3 separate regions of the Homo sapiens genome follow, and all the other regions are linked to region 1. A link is a contact called in ENCODE Hi-C or POLR2A ChIA-PET data. All regions are on one chromosome and are shown on one strand. The core of a region is the stretch at or near the end of the contact, and the rest is flanking DNA. Distances in the headings are between cores, read along the strand shown. Region 1 has its middle 32 kb from the start of ZNF774. Region 2 has its middle 39 kb from the start of FURIN. Region 3 holds the start of LINC01585 (long intergenic non-protein coding RNA 1585).

The links. A loop is a pair of places that touch in the nucleus more often than their neighbours do. ChIA-PET counts read pairs that join two places held with the same protein, here RNA polymerase II (POLR2A). Pooled maps may share reads with other maps.
Region 2: a loop to region 1 is called in a pooled map, with 2.5 times the contacts of the local background. The contact joins two enhancer-like sites. A Hi-C loop is called at or near these places in 2 of 50 pooled maps. POLR2A ChIA-PET finds 5 or more read pairs at or near these places in 2 of 52 experiments (PC-9 and Panc1).
Region 3: a loop to region 1 is called in a pooled map, with 2.7 times the contacts of the local background. The contact joins the promoter of LINC01585 here to the enhancer-like site in region 1. A Hi-C loop is called at or near these places in 2 of 50 pooled maps. POLR2A ChIA-PET finds 5 or more read pairs at or near these places in 5 of 52 experiments (GM12878, HCT116, HEK293T and 2 more).

Annotation. Positions count from the first base shown.
Region 1 is chr15:90,317,589-90,322,460 of GRCh38, forward strand. No RefSeq gene overlaps it. Among named protein-coding and RNA genes, the nearest start is that of ZNF774, 32 kb to the right of the region's middle. RefSeq lists an enhancer at 2,466-2,575. Within about 2 kb of position 2,548, at least 6 of the 41 ENCODE cell types and tissues checked have a DNase peak (open chromatin) inside an H3K27ac peak, as active enhancers do.
Region 2 is chr15:90,827,449-90,832,320 of GRCh38, forward strand. No RefSeq gene overlaps it. Among named protein-coding and RNA genes, the nearest start is that of FURIN, 39 kb to the right of the region's middle. RefSeq lists an enhancer at 2,642-2,731. Within about 2 kb of position 2,588, at least 10 of the 41 ENCODE cell types and tissues checked have a DNase peak (open chromatin) inside an H3K27ac peak, as active enhancers do.
Region 3 is chr15:90,657,303-90,662,174 of GRCh38, forward strand. It overlaps LINC01585 (long intergenic non-protein coding RNA 1585), which reads left to right and starts at 2,932. Exons shown (of 3, transcript NR_120371.1): 1 at 2,932-3,522; 2 at 4,091-4,181. All of the region lies in intron 2 of CRTC3-AS1 (CRTC3 antisense RNA 1), which reads right to left. RefSeq lists enhancers at 3,088-3,616, 3,839-3,888, 4,029-4,078, 4,739-4,798.

The DNA of each region.
Region 1 (4,872 bases), core at 1,298-3,797:
GGCTAATTTTTGTATTTTTAATTTAATAGAGATGGGGTTTTGCCATGTTGGCCAGGCTGGTCTCGAAATCCTGACCTCAGGTGATCCACCCGCCTCGGCCTCCCAAAGTGCTGGGATTACAGGCATGTGCCACCACACCTGGCCCCTTTTTTTTTTAATGTATATGCGTATGGTGTAGAGGCCAAGAGGATAAGTTCTTCTTGGCCTTCTGAAGTTTCCCTGAAAAATCAACTTGGAAAAGACAGGTTAATAAGAGAAAAAGCACACAGATTTATTTAACAAGTATACAATTAATGAAGATTCAAAGATACAGGTGGAATTGTCCATTTTTATGCTTAGGTTTAACAAAGTATGGAGAGCCATGTAAAAATATGATTGGGCCAGGCGCGGTGGCTCACGCTTGTAATCCCAATGCTTTGGGAGGCTGAGGGGGGCGGATCACCTGAGGTCAGGAGTTCAAGACCAGCCTGGCCAACATGGTGAAACCCTGTCTCTACTAAAAACACAAAAAAATTAGCTGGGCATGGTAGTGGGCACCCGTAATCCCAGCTACTTGGGATGCTGAGGCAGGAGAATCACTTGAACCCGGGAGGCGAAGGTTGCAGTGAGCTGAGATCATGCCATTGCACTCCAGCCTGGGTGACAGAGCAAGACCCCATCTCAGACAAAAAAAAAAAAAAAAAAAGACGTACAAATGGCCAACAGTTATGAAAATATCCTCCATCTCATTACTCATAATGGAAATGCATAGCAAAACTACAATGAGATATATCTCACCCCAGTTAAAATACCTCTATCCATGGCGAAACTCCATCTCTACTAAAAATACAAAAATTAGCTGGGTGTGGTGGCATGTGCCTGTAATCCCAGCTATTAGGGAGACTGAGGCAGGAGAATCGCTTGAACCTGGAAGGCAGAGGTTGCAGTGAGCTGAGATTGTGCCACTGCACTCCAGCATGGGCATCAGAGCAAGACTCCATCTCAAAAAAAAATAAAAATAAAAAAATAAATAAAATAAAATAAAATATATATATATATGGACAGAAAGAATATGGTCTACTGCTAATAGACTGAGTGGGGAAACCCAGCCCAGCCTGTCTCTCCAGATTCTTGGACTTTCTCTGCAGCATTCCTTCCTTCTGGGTGAGGGGCAGGGACCTGCCGGGAATGGAGGTCTTATGATCTACAGTCAAACAAGTTAAGTCAGATAATTTTTTTTTCTTGAGACTGGGTCTTGCTCTGTCACCAGGCTGGAGTACAGTGTCGTGATCACGGCATACTGCAGCCTCAGCCTTCTGGGCTAAAGTAATCCTCCCACCTCAGCCTCCCAAGTAGCTGGAACCACAGGGGTGCACCGCCACACCAGGCAAATTTTTTAATTTCTATTTTTGTAAAGACAGGGGGTCTCCCTATATTGCCCAGGCTGGTCTTGAACTCCTGAGCTCAATTAAACCTTTGCCTCTGCCTCCCAAAGTGCTGGGATTACAAGCATGAGCCACTGCACCCACCTAGATAATTTTTTTGTTTTGTTTTTATTTGAGACAGAGTCTCGCTCTGTCACCCAGGCTAGTGTGCAGTGGCATGGTCTCGGCTCATTGCAACCTCCACCTCCTAGATTCAAGCCATTCTCCCACCTCAGCCTCCCGAGTAGCTGGGACTATAGGCACACGCCACCATGGCTGGCTAATTTTTGTATTTTTAGTAGAGATGGGGTTTTACCACGTTGGCCAGGCTGGTCTCAAACTCCTGACCTTGTGTCATCTGCCCGCCTCAGCCTCCCAAAGTGCTGGTATTATAGGCCTGAGCCACTGTAGCCGGCCCAGTTAGTTTCTTTATGGGCAGTTTGACACAGAAAGGTGGAGGGGAAATTAGAGTCATTTTTTTGTTTTGTTTTTTTGAGATGGAGTCTCACTCCGTCACCCAGGCTGGAGTGCGGTGGCGCGATCTCGGCTGACTGCAACCTCTGTCTCCTGGGTTCAAGCGATTCTCCTTCCTCAGCTTCCCAAGTAGCTGGGACTACAGGCACACGCCACCACACTCAGCTAATTTTTGTATTTTTAGTAGAGATGGGGTTTTACCACGTTGGCCAGGCTGGTCTCGAACTCCTGACCTCATGTCATCTGCCCACCTCGGCTTCCCGAAAGTGTTGGGATTACAGGTGTGAGCCACTACACCCGGCCTAGAGTAGCATTTTTAAGTTTTATGGCTGACTATAGGGAAAAGGGACTCTGATTTCTATGGGTAACCGCAGGGGAGAATGGTACTGAGAGAAAGGCATGGAAGAGAAAGTCAGAGGAAAACGTTTGCTTACGAAGCTGCTGCTGAGGTTCTCATTTTAGGCTATTGTTTTCTGAGCCCCAGCAGTGGCCAGCTGTACCATAACAATCAAGATGCATTTAAAACTTTTTCTAAAAACTAGCTCTATCCTTTAACTACTGACTTAGCCAATTACCTCCTTCTTAGAGCTACTCCTTCTCTGGGATTGCCCAGGAACCTGAGGCATATGTCATGCACAAAGGAGTCCTGTGGACATTCATACCCTTTGGAGCGGAGCCCAGGAGTCCCTAGCGGTGGTCTGTGGCTGTTTCTGCCCTTGCTCTTAACCACCACAAGGTGTCACTCTTCGCTGCTCCTGCGCGTTCCCACCAAGGCGGTAACTGCTGGCCAGAGAGGAAGAATTTCCTCTGTCCCCGCACTAGCTAATCCAGAGTCCTTACCAGTTCCCAGGGCTTCATAGTACCCAGCCCTTTCAGGCCCCCGCAAAGCCTCGCCCCGCAAGCCCGCCGCCAGCCCCAGCACTATGTCAGGACTGGCTCAGAGGAACACCCATTCCAGACAATAACAACTTTTTCTTTCTTGCCCAGGTGTTTTCAACCCTTAAACCAGACTGGGCTTGTTCTATTTTTACTTTTTAAAATTTTAACTCCTCTACTATCATTCCCAAATGGGCTTGTTCTAATTCCTTCCCGGACCATAGAGCTACAAACTTCCCCGAAGAGCGACTTCCAATTGGTTTTTAGGCATCCTTGGTGTGCCTTTCATACATAAAGGTAGGTCAAGGGTTCCCTACCTTCTCTGACAATAGAGCCTGATTGTCTCCAGTTGGAGGACCAGCCCTTAAAACAGCTAAATTCCTTTTACTTTCCCTAGAGGAAGGGGAGCTCCGTGGGGAGTCAGCTACCCGGGGGCAGACTTTCTGGCATTCTTTGGAAAAGCAGTGAAAATAAAACTCACAAGTTACATCTTCAGCAGAGTATCTGCTACATATGAATATATTGTACACATATTTTTATATGGTTGCAAACATAAAACATATAGGTCCATGTCCTGATTTTTCATGTACTGCAATGTATGTTGAGTATTTTCCCATGTCGTTGTAAATTCTTCATAAGCATTATTTGCAGTGGTTGAATGATCTTTTTTCATGATAGGGTTCTATTGTAATTTTGTAATAATTTTCTTATTTTTAGACACTGATCATTTTGTTTTTTGCTGTATTGACTATTCTTATATATTTTTATATATATTTCTGATTATTTCCTTATAAGAGACCTAGTATTGAAATTACTGAGTCAAAAACATTTGCAAGTCTTTTTATTCATGCTGCAAAAAACTTCCTAGAAAGCTTGCATCATTGTGTACTATCAACACCAAGTACCATAAGGAATGCACACCTAATTGCACCCTAATCAAAAGTAATGAAAACAATTTTATAAATCTCTCTTATCAGTGCACTGGTAAAAAAGATGTTTTAATTTGCAATTAGGCTGGACGTGGTGGGTCACGCCTGTAATTCCAGCACCTTGGGGAGGCCAAGGTAGGAGGATCACCTGAGGTCTGGAGTTCGAGACCAGCCTGGCCAACATGGTGAAACCCCGTCTCTACTAAAAATTAAAAAAAATTAGCCGGGCGTGATGGCATGTGCCTATAATCCCAGCTACTCGGGAGGCTGAGGCAGGAGAATCACTTGAACCTGGGAGGTGGAGGCTGCAGTGAGCTGAGATCCCGCGATTGCACTCCACGCTGGGCAACAAGAACAAAATTATCATCTTAAAAAAAAAATCAATTAATTACTAGTATAAATTAACATTTTAAAATTTGTATTTCTGTTTTTTATAAATTGTTAGCAGTTTTTACTTATTTATTTACTTAGAGACGGAGTCTTGCTCTGCTCCCAGGCTGGAACATAGTGGCAAAATCATAGCTCACTGCAGCCTCCAACTTCTGGGCTCAAGGGGTCCTCCTGTCTTGGCTTCCCAAAGTACTGGGATTACAGGCATGAGCCATCATGTCTGGCCCTTTTACTCATTTATTTATTGGGATCTTAATTTTAAAATCCATTTGTATGACCCCTTTATTTATTGAAGATACCAATCTATTGTCTGCTATATTGTTATAAGTGTTTTCTCAATAAATATATTGCTTAATTTATAGTTTTATGAATATTTTTGTCACAGGCTGAACCCCCAATTTTGGGATTCAGTCAACCTGGGAGGCCACGTGGGTTCTTGGCTTTGCACAAGAAGGAATTCAAGAGCAAGCCAACAGAATGAAGAGAAAGCACATTTAATAAGAAAGTAAAGGACTGCTGGGCTTAGTGGCTCACGCCTGTAATCCCAGCACTTTGGGAGGCTGAGGCGGGTGGATCACCTGAGATCAGGAGTTCAAGACCAGCCTGGCCTGTTAACATGGCAAAACCCCATTTCTAGTAAAAATACAAAAATTAGCCGGGCATGGTGGCACGCACCTGTAGTCCCAACTCCTTGGGAGGCTGAGGCAGGAGAATCGCCTGAACCCGGGAGGCAGAGGTTGCAGTGAACCAAGATTGTGCCACTGCACTCCAGCCTGGGCGACAAAGTGAGACTCCATCTC
Region 2 (4,872 bases), core at 1,338-3,837, 510 kb after region 1:
CCATATCCTCACCAAAAAATTCCAATACTATCTTTGTCACCTTGTGTCATGGATCTATTTTGAGCTCTCTCGCGGTTCCTGAGCTCCTGTGTTTAGAGTGCACCAGGCTCTGCCTTCCGGGTTCAAGTCATTTTTTTTTTTGAGATGGAGTCTCGCTCTGTCGTCCCAGGCTGGAGTGCAGTGGCATGATATCGGCTCACTGCAACCTCCGCCTCCCGGGTTCAAGTGATTCTCCTGCCTCAGCCTCTCAAGTAGCTGGGATTACAGGTGCACGCCACCACGCCTGGCTGATTTTTGTATTTTTAGTAGAGGTGGGGGTTTCACTGTGTTGTCCAGGCTGGTCTCAAACTCCTGGCCTCAAATGATCCACCCAGCTAGGCCTCCTAAAGTGCTGGGATTACAGGTGTGAGCCACCGCGCCCGGCCTTGCGATTTTTGTATCTCAGCTCAGCTCTTCACACGAATTCATCCTCACAACCGCAGGGGATTCGGAGGGGTCCAGTAATTTTTCCCTTTTCACAGCCAAAGCAGCTGAATCACCAAGGCCATGAAACGAATGAGGATCTGCCTGATGTTCACCAGGCTGGCCCCTCCAGATCACTGCAAAGTGGGGCAAGATGAGAACAGCGCCAGGGGTTGATGACACCCAGGGCGCCCCAGCAGGACATCCTGGCCCAACTGCCCTCCAGGGTCCCGGTCAGAGGGCCAAGCTTTGCTGCTAGTCATGGCCCAAGTAGCCTGTAGCTTCTTCCCCGGATGGATGTGGGATCCTCCCAGAAAGGCCTGACCCGACCTAATCCCAGTCTCCCCACCTTTTCTGATACTGCTTCCTTACCTGGACCTCTCCACCCGCTGCCCGGCCCACACTCACCACTGGGCTCAGCTCTGCTGGGACACTGCTGCCTGGACCGTGCGTGGATGGGGGCGGGGCGGGGACGAGGGGAGGTGGAGAGGTCACTGCTCCTGGGAGGGCTGGGAGTGGCAGTGAGCCGTTGGTCTGGCCATTCTCCCTCCGTGAGGTTCAAGATCAAAAGTTCCCATGGGAAGGCCACAACCATTTCTTCTGTGAGGCCCGGAAATGATAATGGGTTCCTCATACTAAAAGACTTTCCTGGCCAGGTGCGGCGGCTCGCGCCTATAATCCCAGCACTTGGGGAGGCCGAGGCCGGCGGATCACTAGAGATCAGGAGTTAGAGACCAGCCTGGCCAACATGGTGAAACCTTATCTCTACTAAAAATACAAAATTAGCCGAGCGTGGTGGTACATGCCTGTAGTCCCAGCTACTCGAGAGGCTGAGGCACGCGAATTGCTTGAACCCAGGAAGTGGAGGTTGCAGCAAACCGAGATCATGCCACTGCACTCCAGCCTGGGGGACAGAGTGAACTCTGTCTCAAAAAAAAATATTAAAATTTAGCCTGGTGCAGTGGCTTATGCCTATAATCTCAGCACTTTGGGAGGCCGAGGTGGGCAGATCACGAGGTCAGGGGATCGAGAACATTCTTGCTAACATGGTGAAACCCTTTCTCTACTAAAAATAGAAAAAATTAGCAGGGTGTTGTGGCACATGCCTGTAGTCCCAGCTACTTGGGAAACTGAGGCAGGAGAATCACTTGAACCCAGAAGGTGGAGGTTGCAGTGAGCTGAGATTGCGCCACTGCACTCCAGCCTGGGCGACAGAGCAAGACTCCGTCTTAAAAAAAAAAAAATTAAAATTAAATTTTTAAGACCTTCCTGCTCCCTGAAGTGGGCCACCCTGATCCCAGCCCCCAGGTCTGGAGTCACCATTTCCAGTTCTTCAAACCTGCCTGTTGCCGACATGCTGGGTGACCTTGGGCAAGTCACTTCGCCTCTCTGTGCCTCGAGGCCTCACCAATAGAATGACCCTCACTGGAAGCTGATAATCAAGTCCGCCCACCCACTTGGACATTCCAGGACTGTTCAATTTCAGTGCCATATAGACTTACATAAGCAGGGCTGCATTTCTTTAATTTGAGTAAAATGCAAATGCTCCTGGTGGATGAGTCTGCACTTCTCAACCCCAAGCCTGCTCAGGTGCATCACTTGGGCGGGAGGGAGAGGTCCCACCCAGACCCACGGACCTCTGCTCTTGGGGTGGACAGGCCCTGGAGATTGGCATTTTGCAGAGCCTCCTGAGGAGGGGAGTTCAGACTTTAGAAGGCAGAATGAGGGGCGAACTCCCCAACCCCAATACCTGACCACATGCACAACAATGACAAATTTTTGGGAAAAGAGTGAGCCAACAGGCCAAGGTGGGTGGATCACCTGAGGTCAGGAATCCAAGACCATCCTGGCAAACATGGTGAAACCCCATCTCTACTAAAAATACAAAAATGAGCTGGCTGTGATGGTACGCTTGTGGTCCCAGCTACTCAGGAGGCTGAGGCAGGAGAATTGCTTGCACCCAGGAGGCGGAGGTTGCAGTGAGCCGAGATCTTGCCACTGCACTCCAGTCTGGGTGACAGAGTGAGAAGGGACCTCCAAGGCTATCGTGTTCAGCTGCTGGGGTGAGGAGTAGGGCAGAAGGCTGGGCACAGGATGTTTAGGGGATGACAGGACAGAGAAGACCTGTGGCCCCCAGCAGGGTGGCCTCAGCCGGGGGGACTTTCCCACCCACCTCTGCGCACTCAGGCTACCCAACTGAAAACAATGCAGCCTCAAAACTGCCCTTCTTCGGGGAAGACAGGAAGGTTCCCGTAGCAGAACAAGTAAAACGTCAGGAGTTAGCTAACCGAGCAAGATGAAAAAAACTTGCAACGCCTCCCTACACGCAAGTGCCAGGAAAGGGAAGGAAATCACACAGGGGCACAGCTGAAAGCCAGCAGAGCCAAGGACCTGAGTGGCTTTCTTGGAACTGATAGCTTCGCGCTAGACAAAAGTGAATGAGAATATGAACCAGGTATAAAAAGCACGAGCCGGGTGCAGTGGTGCGCGCCTGTCAGGCCCACCTGCTAGGGGGGCCAAGTGGGAGGATCACTTGAGCCCAGGGGTTTGAGACCAGCCTGGGCAACCTTGTGAAGCCCCATTTCTTAAAAAAAAAAAAAAAAGTTGAATGAAAAGAGCACAAAGAAGAGATGACAGGCCAGGCACGGTGGCTCACGCCTGTAATCCCAACACTTTGGGAGGCCAAGGCGGACAGATCACCTGAGGCCAGGAGTTTGAGACCATCCTGGCCAACATGGTGAAACCCTGTTTCTACTAAAAATACAAAAATTAGGCGGGTGTGGTGGCGGGCGCCTGTAATCCCAGCTACTCAGGAGGCTGAGGCAGGAGAATGGTGTGAACCCAGGAGGCAGAGGTTGCAGTGAGCCAAGATTGCACCACTGCACTCCAGCCTTGGTGACAGAGCGAGACTCTGTCTCAAAGAAAAGAAAAAAAGGAGAGATGACAAAAAAAATATATATATCAGGAAATGCAAAGAAACTGCAGAGGGGAGGAAACGCATTAACCAAAACAGGACCATGACACATCTAAAAACAGAGTTACAACATAGTACATGCATCTGAAAAGCAAGGGAATAGTGTGGGAGAGAAACTTGAAATAATTGCAGTGAATTTAGAGAAAAAGACAAATTAAAACAATTAGAGAGAAAATGACCATTATGGGTCCCAGACCTTCCAACATCAGGGTGACTGCACTCCCTGAAGTAGATTATCCAACAACTGAAACAAAAAGCTATTTAGAGAAAGTCTTCCTGAAACGAAGAACCAACTCTACAGACTGCGAGGGCATGACTACTCCAGGGAAGCAAATTCACAATGACCAACATAGGAACATACTGGCTGAGTTAGTGAACTTTTTTTTTTTTTTTTTTCAAGACAGAGTTTCGCTCTTGTTGCCAGGCTGGAGTGCAATGGCAAGATCTCAGCTCACCACCACCTCTGCCTCCCCGATTCAAGCGATTCTCCTGCCTCAGCCTCCCGAGTAGCTGGGATTACAAGCATGTGCCACCATGCCCAGCTATTTTTGTATTTTTAGCAGAGACAGGGTTTCTCCATGTTGGTCAGGCAGGTTTCGAACTCCCGACCTCAGGTGATCAGCCCGCCTCGGCCTCCCAAAGTGCTAGGATTACAGGCATGTGCCACTGCGCCCGGCCAAGTTACTGAACTTTAAGGATAAAGAAAAAACTCTTCAGGCACCTGGACAAAATGTCATTAAAGAATGGAATGGAAGGCCGGGTGTGGTGGCTTAAGCCTGTAATCCCAGCACTTTGGGAGGTTGAGGCGGGCAGATCACCTGAGGTCAGGAGTTCAAGACCAGCCTGACCAACATGGAGAAACCCCCTCTCTACTAAAAATGCAAAATTAGCCGGGCGTGGTGGCGCATGCCTGTAATCCTAGCTACTGAGGAGGCTGAGGCAGGAGAATCGCTTGAACCCCAGAGGCAGGGGTTGCCGTGAGCGGAGATCGCGCCATTGCACTCCAGCCTGGGCAAGAAGAGCAAAACTCCATCTCAAAAATAAATAAATACATTAAAAATAAAAATACAAAAATTATCCAGGCGTGGTGGTGCATGCCTGTAATTCCAGCTACTTGGGAGGCTGAGGCAGGAGAATCACTTGAACCCGGGAGGCAGAGGTTGCAGTGAACCAAGATCACACCACTGCACTCCAGGCTGGGCAACAAGAGCAAAACTCTGCTTCAAAAAAAAAAAAAAAAAAAAAGAATGGAATGGAATCTATTTCAATTTCATTATAAGGCTAAATGCTGATAGCCAGGCATGGTGGCTCATGCCTGTAATCCCAACATTTTGAGAGGCCAGGATGGGTGGATCACTTGAGCTCAGGAGTTTGAGACCAGCCTGGACAACATGGCGAAACTCTGTGTACAAAAATACAAAAATTAGCCAGGCATG
Region 3 (4,872 bases), core at 1,682-4,181, 340 kb after region 1:
AGGGCTAGAGACTATGACAAATATAAAAGACAAATAATAGACAATATGTGCAACATGCAAAATAGCACTAAAATGCAAACAGCCCCTTCATATCAGAGGATAAAACTTTATATTCCAATATATAAATGGTCAATGGATAAGAACAGGCAACTTGCAAGAGAAGAAATTCAGATAGCCTGGAGTTGAGAAATGACCTTGATGCTCCCTGGGGATGAGATAAATGCAAATTTTAAAACAGATAATATCTAGAGTTGGCAAAGGGAAAGTAGTGCTCCGTAAACTGTGGGCACTATATGCTGTAGAATCTTTTGAAGGGCCATTTGGAAGAACCTATCAACACTGCAAATGTGCAGATAAACTTCTAGGAATCTGTCCTTTGGAAATGCCAGCTCAACCCTACATGGACATGAACGAGTACAATAGGCACCCCCCTTATCCTCAGGGGATACGTTGCAAGACCTCCAGGGGATGCCTGAAACAGCTAATAGGACTGAACGCTATGTAGACTATGTTTGTTCTTATACATGCATACCTATGATAAAGTTTAATTTATAAATTAGGCACAGTAAGAGATTAACAACTAATAATAAAATAGAACAATTATAACAATATACTGTGGTAAAACTGATGTGAATGCGGTCTCTCTCTCTCTCAAAATGCCTTATTGTACTGCACTCACCTATTTTTAGATGGTGGTTGACCGCAGGTAACTGAAACCACAGAAAGCAAAACTGCGATGGGGGGGGGCTGCCTGCATGCTCCTTTCAGACCTGTTTGTGAGAGAGTTTTAACTGGAGGGCATCTAAATAATCAGAGAGTGGGAAGAGAAAGGGGTACTCACTTTTTATAGTTTTGTATTGTTTGTGAATGTTTTCTATTTCATATGTTTTGTAATTAAAGCCAAAAAGGGTAATGACAAAAAGGAAAAAAAATGCTATGTGTCTGACTTTCGGGAATTTATTAGAGGGAGTGGAAATTCTACCACCTCCTATTGCTAAATCTCATTAAAATGCCCTTGAAATCAACCCAAACCAACTCTCAGGCACAGCCAGAACAACGGAGGCAGAGCAGAGCTCAGGATCCTGAATCCACACCCCCCGGCCACTCCTGGTGGGAAGAGAAGAAGAGGAGAGCTCGCTTCCCACCATCCCCATCCCACCTGGCTGGAGAGGCTGATGTGGGGCGAGGTTTGGCCATCAGTCCACAGAGGGGACTTCATGTACACAATTCATTAACATTTATTGAGCACCTATGATGTGCCAGGCACTGTTCTAGGTCCTGAGGATATGGTGATGAACAAGATCCCTGCTCTCATAGGTTACCCAGTGGGTGCCCTAAGCAGGCAATAAATAAATATGTGAGCAAGATGACAAGAGAATAGCAGAAGGCACTAAAGTTTTGGAGTAAAGCCATGAACTCTTTTTTTTTTTTTTTTTTTTTGAGACAGAGTCTTGCTCTGTCACCCAGGCTGGAGTGCAGTGGTGCGATCTCGGCTCACCACAACGTCTGCCTCCCGGATTCAAGCGATTCTCCTGCCTCAGCCTCCCGAGTGGCTGGGATTATAGGCACGTGCCACCACACCCAGCTAATTTTTCTATTTTTAGTAGAGATGGGGTTTCACCGTGTTGGTCAGGCTGGTCTCGAACTCCTGACCTCGTGATCCACCAGCCTCAGCCTGCCAAAGTGTTGGAATTACAGGCGTGAGCCACCGCGCCCGGCCCGAAAGCCATGAACTCTTTTCCCAATTATTTTCTTATTGAGAAGCATCTCTCAGCTTGCTGTTGGGTTCTGCTGTTAGTAAGCGTAAGGATGGAGGAAGGCTGGCTGATGACATTAAGCAGCTAAAGGCGTGGACTGTCGAGGCCAAATAGCATCAGCTCTCTTTGGCTTCCCCAGCCCATGGAACAGTCTTCCTATTTTGCGAATTTCCTACCTTATGAACTCACACCTGCTTATGATGGAAGCCAGAACCTTTCCCCATCTCTCTTGAAGATTGGGCACAGCATACAACTTAAGACACCACCCGTTGGCTGCTCCTGCATGAGGCTAAGTGACACTGAGAAGCAGATGACTGGAGTCCTTTCTGTCAGGATGACAGCAGATCCCAGAGGCAGCAGCAGAAAGAACCAGTGCAGGTAAATGGCCTTTGAGCCTGGTTCTCTGATTTCGCTAAGATTTTATGAGGCACCTCCTATCCTTTAATAGGTTCCTCTGTAGCTTAAAAGCAGCTAAAGAGCAGTCTGTTGCTTGTAATTAAGGACTCCTACCAGTACACGAAGGGAGAAAAGCAATAATCAAATAAATTACTTTCAGATAGAGATCAGTGCTAGGAGGAGGTCAGCACAAGGTGATGTAAGACAGAGTGACAGGTGGGGTGAGGGCTACACTTGATAAGGGGTCAGTGAAGCCTCTCTGAGGAGGTGACGTTAGGCTGAGACCCAAACAATGAGAAGGAACTAGCCATAGAAAGATCTGGGCGAGGAGACTTCTAGACACGGGGAGCAGAAAATGTAAAGGATGAGCTTCAGATGTTGATGGATGTAGGGAGGGTTGATGTGTTTGGAGTTTAGTGCAGGTGAATAAAGAGGAACATAATGAGATTGGAAAGTAGGTAGGAGTCAGTTCATGCCAGGCCTTGCAGATCATGGTAAGACATTTGGATTTTATTCTGAGGTTAGTGGGAAGCCATTAGAGAGTTTTAAACAGGACATAATATAGTACCTGGGGTAGCCAGCCTCCAAAACATCCTCCAGTGATCCTTGCATCCTTGTATTTACACTCTTGTGTAGCCCCTCTCACATTGACTAGGGCTGACCCAATAGGATGCTGCAATGTGACGGTATATAACTTTCAAGGATAGGTCATAAAAGACATTGTGACTCTGCCTTGGTCTCTCAAATGTCTCCCTCTGGGGAAGCCAGCCACCATGTTGTGAAGATACTCAAGCAGCCCTATGGAGAGGCCCACACACTGGGGAGGCACTGCGGCTTTCTGCCGACAGCCTTGTGAATGAGACACCTTGAAAGAGGATCCTCCAGCCCCAGCCAAGCTTTCAAATGGTTCCAACTCTGACATGCTGACAACTTCATGAGAGGCCCTGAGCCAGAACCACCCAAACTCCTGACCCATTAGTGTGTTATGTAACAAATGTTTGTTGTTTCATGCCACTAAGTTTTGGGGCAATTTGCTACCTCTAGCCATTGTTCCCAGCTGGTGTGTAGTCTGACTGGCAGGTGCCCATGCTTTATTAGTGGTTTGATATTTTGACTATCGGCCCTGAGTAGGAGGAATGACACAGAGAGGAGATAGAGTTGTGAGTGAGAGGAGGCCAAATCGTGGTGTCAGAGCGAGAAGCAGCACCCTGGGGAGGGCTGAGTCACTTGTGCTGTCTGGAGGAAGGCGGAGCAAAGATCTGCAGCCCAGCTGACTGTGGTCTCAGCTTTTCTAGCCTCCAGGCTTTCTCCCGGGTTCCTAAGTCTGTATGTGCTCACTGGAAATGCCCCATGACTTGGGGTGACATGGGTGAGTTTTCTTCCTCCTTCCTCCCAGAGCCACGCCAGACCTGATGCTGGAGGGCTGGGCTCTTGTCCTAGTTCCCCGTCCTGGGCTGGGCCCAGGGCACCGGCCAGTGGGAGAAACTGCCTTCTCCGCCTCCTACATGCACTGGTGGTCACACCTCGCCCCACATCAGCCTCTCCAGCCAGGTAGGGTGGGAACCACAGGAAACGAGCCCCCTTCTTCTCTTCCCACCAGGAGTGGCCGGGGGGTGTGGATTCAGGATCCTGAGCTCTGCTCTGCCTCCGTTGTTCTGGCCGTGCCTGAGAGTTGGTTTGGGTTGATTTCAAGGGCACTTTAATGAGATTTAGCAATAGGAGGTGGTAGAATTTCCACTCCCTCTAATAACTTCCCAAAAGCCAGACACATAGCATTTTTTTTCCTTTTTGTCATTACCCTTTTTGGCTTTAATTACAAAACATATGAAATAGAAAACATTCACAAACAATACAAAACTATAAAAAGTGAGTACCCCTTTCTCTTCCCACTCTCTGATTATTTAGATACCCTCCAGTTAAAACTCTCTCACAAACAGGTCTGAAAGGAGCATGCAAGCAGCCCCCCCACATTGCAGTTTTGCTTTCTGTGGTTTCAGTTACCTGCGGTCAACCACCATCTAAAAATAGGTGAGTGCAGTACAATAAGGCATTTTGAGAGAGACAGAGAGAGAGAGAGAGAGAGAGAAACCACATTCACATCAGTTTTATCACAGTATATTGTTAGAATTGTTCTATATTATTATCAGTTATTATTATTATTTTTGAGATGGAGTCTCACTCTGTCGCCCAGGCTGGAGTGCAGTGGTGCAATCTTGGCTCACTGCAACCTCCGCCTCTTGGGTTCAAGCAATTCTTCTGCCTCAGCCTCCCAAGTACTGGGATCACAGGCACCCACCACTGTGCCTGGCTAATTTTTGCATTTTTAGTAGAGACAGGATTTCACCATGTTGGCCAGGCTGGTCTCAAACTCCTGACCTCAGATGATCTGCCTGTCTCAGCCTCCCAAAGTGCTGGAATTACAGGCGTGAGCCACTGCGCCCAGCCTTAGTTATTATTGTTAATCTCCTGCTACACTAACTCCATGGCCTGAACAGTCCACCCCTTTGGCTGCTTAACATCGTCATCTGCCTTCTTCCATCCTTGCACTCACAAACAACAGAACCCAACAGCAAGTGGAGAGATGTTTTTCAAAAAGGAAATAGTTGTGAAAAGAGTTCATGGCTTTGCTCCAAAACTTCAGGGCTTTCTGGCATTCTCTTTTCATCTTGCTCATATATTTATTCATTGCCTGCCTAGGGCATCTGCTGGGTAAGCTATG